Regions from separate parts of the Homo sapiens genome. Here region 1 is linked to region 2. Evidence: read pairs that join two places in POLR2A ChIA-PET (ENCODE). Cell type or tissue: PC-9. All regions are shown on one strand. Each heading gives the region's core, and the rest is flanking DNA. Links, peaks and the distances in the headings are about the cores only.

Region 1 (2,910 bases), core at 267-2,766, 130 kb before region 2:
AGATTAGAAAGGAAGGAGTAAAACTCTTTATTCATAGAACACATGACTGTTGATGTAATTTACAAAAACACCATGAGAACTCACAGTTTAGCAAGGCTGAAGGATACAAGTTCAACATCAATTGTATTTCTATTTACTAGCAACAAGTGGTTAGAATTTGAAATTTTAAAATACCATTTAGCATCAAAACTATGAAATGCTGACATGGTAGACCTGTACACTGAAAACTACAAAAGATTATTAAGAGAAATAGAAGACAAAACATTAATACCTAGGAAGACAGACCTTGTTTATAGGCCAGAAGACTCAATATTATTAAGATGTCAATTCTCCCAACAGTTTTATATAAATTCAATGCAATCTCAATCAAGGTGCCCAACAGGGGTTTTTGTTGTTGTTGTTGTAGAAATTGACAAATTGATCCTAATTTCTTTTTGAGATAGAGTCTCACTTTGTCACCCAGGCTGGAGTACAGTGGTGTGATCTCAGCTCACTGCAGTCTTGACCTCTGGGGTTCAAGTGATCCTCCCACCTCAGCCTGCCGTGTAACTGTGACTACAGGCATGCACCACCACACCTGGCTAATTTTTTCTATTTTTTGTAGAGACGGAGTTTTGCCATAGGCCCGGGCTGGTCTGGAACTCCTGAGCTCAAGTGATCCACCCATCTAGGCCTCCCAAAGTTCTAGGATTACAGGCATAAGCCACCACACCCTGCCTGTTCCCAAATTTCACATCAAAAGCAAAGGACTTAACATAGCCAAAACAAATCTCAAAAAGAAATGTGGTACACTGGGCCAGCACCAAGGCTCACGCCTGTAATCCCAGCACATGGGGAGGACGAGGCAAGTGTATTGCTTTAGCTCAGGAGTTCAACACAGCCTGGCCAACACGGTGAAACCCCATCTCTACAAAAAATACAAACAACAGCAAAAATATGACACATTAATACTATCTGTTTCAAGAATTATTAGAAAATTACATACACTACATACAAATATGGTATTGGCATTCAGGAGAGAAAAACAGGTCAATGGAACAAAACAGAGTCCTGAAATAAACCCACATATACATTGACAACTACTTTTTAACAAAAATGCAAAGGTGATAGAGCAAAGGGCAGTCCTTTCAAAAAATGGTAGTGAAACAGCTGGATATCTATATTCCCAAGAAAAAGTGAAGGTGGATTGACACCTTGCACCATATAAAAAATTCATTCAAAATGGATCATAGGCTGGCCGCGGTGGCCCACACTTGTAATCCCAAAACTTTGGGAGGCCAAGGTGGGTCACTTGAGGTCAGGAGTTTGAAACCAGCCTGGCCAACATGGTAAAACTCTGTCTCTACTAAAAATACAAAAATTAGCCAGGCGTGGCGGCCTGTGCCTGTAATCCCAGCTACTTGGGAGGCTGAGACAAGAGAATCACTTGAACCCAGGGGATAGAGATTGCAGTGAGCCAAGATCACGCCACTGCACCCCAGCCTGGGTGACAGAACAAGACTCCATCTCAAAACAAAGAAACAAACGAAAAAACAAAACAAAACAAAAAAAAAAACGGGTCATAGACCAAAGTATAAAGCTTAAAATTATAACACTTCTAGAAGTAAAAAGGAAAAAAAATTGTGATCTTGGGATGGGAAAAGATTTCTCGGATGCAACACCCAAAGCATAAAAGAACAAACGAATAAACTGGATTTCATCAAAATTTAAAATGTCAGCTGTTTAAAACATACCATTAAAAGACAATCAACTCTTCATGTGACTTTTCAGTCAATCTGAATCTCAGGGAAAACTGTACAAAGTTCCTTCTCTAGCCCCAATTTCACTGTCCCCTTCCAAAGTGGTGATACTGGTGATCACCCCATAGCCACAAGCCACACCAGCCACCATGGTGGAAATGTGCAAAATCCATGTGTGTCCTTCCTTCCCAAATAGCCAGATGATAAATTAGTATGTCATTAAACATTATATATACTGAAAATTTCTACAGACCATCATCTTCACTTGCATGTGATTTGAAAATGTGTATCTCAGAAATTCAGCTCTCTAGCTTGTACAATACACATGACCAGAAAACAAGACACACAGGATCTACCTTCTTCCTGTCCAGCCAAGTGACTGCTTATTTAAGAGATTCAAATGTAACCATGTTTACTTTCATTTAAAAAACACACTGTAACAACTGTAGGAATGCTGTGATTACAGATACAGCTTATTAGAAAAAGGAGTAGGGGCCGGGTGCAGTGGCTCACGCCTGTGATCTCAACACTTTGAGAAGCTAAGGTGGGAGGACTGCTTGAGGCCAGGAGTTTGAGACCAGCTTGGGCAACATAGTGAGACAGTCTCTACAAAACAAAACCAAAACCAAAAAAGAGTAGGAAGAATAGTGTACAACATTAAAAAAAGAAAGTCCTTAATAGTTAGCAAATTATACTTCTTAGCCAAGTATTCTTAGTTATCTTAAACAATGTCTATAGCTTCTAAAATCAAAGAGGGAGGTGAAGGGAGTGGTGGAGAGAGTGAGTACAGAGGAGTCCATGAGTTGAGTGAAGCCTGGAAGTGCCTCGGCGCATGGTCATGACAGGATGTGCTCCAGGACTCCTTGTCTGATCAGCTGCTCACATTTCCATCGAGGTAAAAAGTGCTGAGGGGACAAGAAGGGATGGAGAAAGAGTAAAATAAATGATTGGGAAAGAATTTGAAATTATTTCTTGTATCATTAAAAAGTAGCACTGATTAGTTTTCAAACTCCAACAAGTAAGTAGTTGAAAGTTAAACTTAAGGGGCTGGGTACGGTGGCTCATGCCTGAAATCCCAGCACTTTAGGACACCAAGGTAGGCGGATCACCTGAGGTCGGGGGTTCAAGACCAGCCTAACCAACATGGAGAAACCGCGTCTCTACTAAAAAA
Region 2 (2,910 bases), core at 178-2,677:
CCTTGCTGTGTTTCCTTTAGTGTCTTTCTAGTTTGGGGCTGTAGGTGTGCATTACCTACTGAAAAATAAAAGCAGTCATTAAGAAATCTCCCCCAAAGTGCTAAGACCATCTCCCCCTTGGCACAGCACTGCCAGAGGCGAGTGTGGGGCTACTTAGGGGGACCCAAGGAAGAGGTTCTGCCCTCTTTCATTGGCCTCCCCCTGGTTTGGGGTATGGAGGACAAGTTGACCTGGGGCCCAACTCTGAGAAGATGTGCTCACACCATGTCCTGTTTTCTTCTCCAGAGGAGGCGACCACCGCGTGGAGCTTTACAAGGTGAGTGCAGGCAGCACCCACACCTGTTCCCTGGGCTGTTCTTTCCAGGGCAGGAAGTGAAGGGAGTCACCAGACTCACAGCTTGAGAGTTAACTATTGCTGGGCTGTTTGTGTGTGTGAGACAGGGTCCTCCTCCTCTGTTGCCCAGGCTGGAGTGCAGTGGTACAGTCACAGCGCACTGCAGCGTCGACCTCCTGGGCTCAAACTATCCTCCTGCTTCAGCCTCCTGAGACTGCAGGTGCATGCCGCCACCACGCCCAGCTAATTTTTGTTTGTTTTTTTGTAGAAATGAGGTCTCCCTATGTTGCTCAGGCTGGTCTCGAACTCCTGGGCCTCCCACCTTGGCCTCCCAAAGTGTTGGGATGACAGGCGTGTTGAGCTTTTTAACACTGCCTTTGGATGGGCGTGCTGGAAGGTAGGGCCTTGGCTGCCTCTGCTGTGACTGCCCATCACACTGCTTCTAGGCCTGGGCCCCAACATCAGAATGTATGGGCTTTGTAGACCAAGTGCAGATATTGGCAGACTACATAAGCAGCACTGGAAATTGTTTTTCAATGTTACGTTACTTGTGTATAAAATGAAAAGAGACGGCTGGGTGTGGTGGCTCACGCCTGTAATCCCAGCACTTTGGGAGGCCAAGATGGGTGGATCACAAGGTCAGGAGTTCAAGACCAGCCGGCCAGGATGGTGAAACCCCGTCTCTACTAAAAATACAAAAAAAATTAGCCAGGCGTGGTGGCGGGCGCCTGTAATCCCAGCTACTCAGGAGGCTGAGGCAGAGAATTGCTTAAACCTGGGAGGCGGAGGTTGCAGTGAGCCAAGATGGCACCACTGCACTCTAGCCTGGGCAACAGAGCAAGACTCCGTCTCAAAAAACAAAAAAAAAGGAAAAGAGAAACCAGGTGCTCCAGGTGCTACACTGACTGCCAGGTCGTAGGCTCACCCCAGCAAGGGCTGCAGGTGGGACTTGAATCAGCTTCCAGGCACACAGTGGGAGCGCCTGCAGGTCTCCCCACATGCAGGGGGTGCCTAGGGCAGGGCGTGCAGACCTTCACTTGTGCTTGGTTGCTTGGTTTTGTTCTTCATCTGGTTGTCTGGGTCTTGGAGCCCAAGAGATACTGTTGAAACAGCCTCACTCTCCTCCCCTCAGAGGGCCATCTGCACTGGCCCACAGGGCAGAAGGGAACACAGACAGAGGCAGGGGCACAGACAGAGGCGGGGGCACACCCAGCTCTGAGCTATTGGAGGATTTTACCCGTGGAGTACATTGCATTAAGTCAGGAAAGGTGGGGAGAGTTTGAGAAGTGATTGGTCCTTTTTTCAGTTTTCTGTTAAAAGAAATGATTCATCCTGCTGAGGTCAACAGGGCTGGAGCAGGTTGGCTCTGGTTATAGCCTCTGCGGTGGCTAGGAGCTGGCAAGGAAGTGCAGGCTGCCCTGGGGAAGCACCCAACAACCCCCCCAAAGAAGGGAGCTGTGATTCTGGGTGACATGATGGTGCGGCAGCCTCCCATGTTGCTCTGGGCACACCCCAGCAAGGGCACAGGGGTGGGTGTTTGAGGAGTGAGCTAAATGAAAGAGGTCAGCTAGTCTGTAGGGATTAAAAAAAAATAACAGAAAAAAAAATTGACAAGAGCTTAAAATCCAAGAAATACTGGGTTGCAGCAAGGGTCCCCAGATGGGGTCTCTGCACAGTGTAGCCCTCCTCCTGGGGGTCTACCATCACACTGCAGCACCGAGAGCTGTCTGCCTCCAGAGGAGGCCGCCCCAGAGGCTGCCCTGCAGCACGAGTGGAGCTGCGGCCGGACACTGCTCCTGGCCCCCTAGCGTCTAAGCAGGAGGAAGGGAGAGCCTTCCTGCGCTCCCAGGCAGGGATGTCAGCAAGTCCTGCAGTGGCAGTTGGCATCTTGGTTTCATAAAACCCAGCCAGGAGTCAGGCAGCATGTCACAGTCTTTATGAAGCTGCCACTACGTACAAGGCAGAGGAGAGAAAGTTGGATGAGTTTAGTAAGCGGCAAGCTGCCCTCAATACAGATGCTTGGATTTGTTGCCAAAGATGTTTATTTTTCACTTTACAGGTGCTGAGTTCCCTTGGTTACCATGTGGTCACCTTTGACTACAGAGGTGAGATTTCTTTTGCAAGAGCATCTGAGCACAATTCCACTGCTTGCTGGCGGTATCCCATGGGCAGGCCTCACTCGAAGAGGCTCGGAGCAAGGCCAGCGCCTGCTTTGCCTGTGCTGTGATGGTGTCCTGGGTCCTGACAAAGACCCTGATGGAGCTGTCAGGAGAGCCCCTTCTGGTAGGGGAGGCTCAGCACCTGGAGCCCCCAGCAGATGCCCTGTCAGCAACTTTTTTTTTTTTTTTTTTAAGATAGGATCTCACTTTGTCACCCAACCTGGAGTACAGTAGCATGATTGTAGCTCACTGCAGCCTTGAACTCCTTGGCTCAAGGGATCCTTCTGCCTTAGGCTCTCGAGTAGCTGTGACTGCAGGAATGCGACACCACACCCGCTGTTTTGTTTTTGTTTTTAGTAGAAATGGGGTATCGCTGTGTTGCCTAGGCTAGTCTCAGACTCCTGGCCTCAAGCGATC

Evidence for each region. ChIA-PET counts read pairs that join two places held together with the same protein. Peaks named below come from ENCODE experiments on the same cell type or tissue, not always from the same donor. Only the 100,000 strongest peaks of a DNase experiment are listed, where the experiment ranks them.
Region 1: POLR2A ChIA-PET joins it to region 2 with 16 read pairs; 2 of 35 experiments call an interaction of 5 or more read pairs at or near these places.

The regions. Positions count from the first base shown.
Region 1 is chr20:25,445,657-25,448,566 of GRCh38, reverse strand. GINS1 (GINS complex subunit 1) reads right to left here. Exons shown (of 7, transcript NM_021067.5): 7 at 4-2,644. The coding sequence ends at 2,576. Among named protein-coding and RNA genes, the nearest start is that of GINS1, 39 kb to the right of the region's middle. In PC-9, for the core only: no CTCF peak of the experiment used is centred there; no DNase peak of the experiment used is centred there.
Region 2 is chr20:25,314,454-25,317,363 of GRCh38, reverse strand. It overlaps ABHD12 (abhydrolase domain containing 12, lysophospholipase), which reads left to right. Exons shown (of 13, transcript NM_001042472.3): 5 at 286-316; 6 at 2,394-2,439. Among named protein-coding and RNA genes, the nearest start is that of PYGB, 68 kb to the right of the region's middle. RefSeq lists an enhancer at 1-387. In PC-9, for the core only: no CTCF peak of the experiment used is centred there; a DNase peak (open chromatin) is centred at 1,703; H3K27ac peaks cover 438 bases.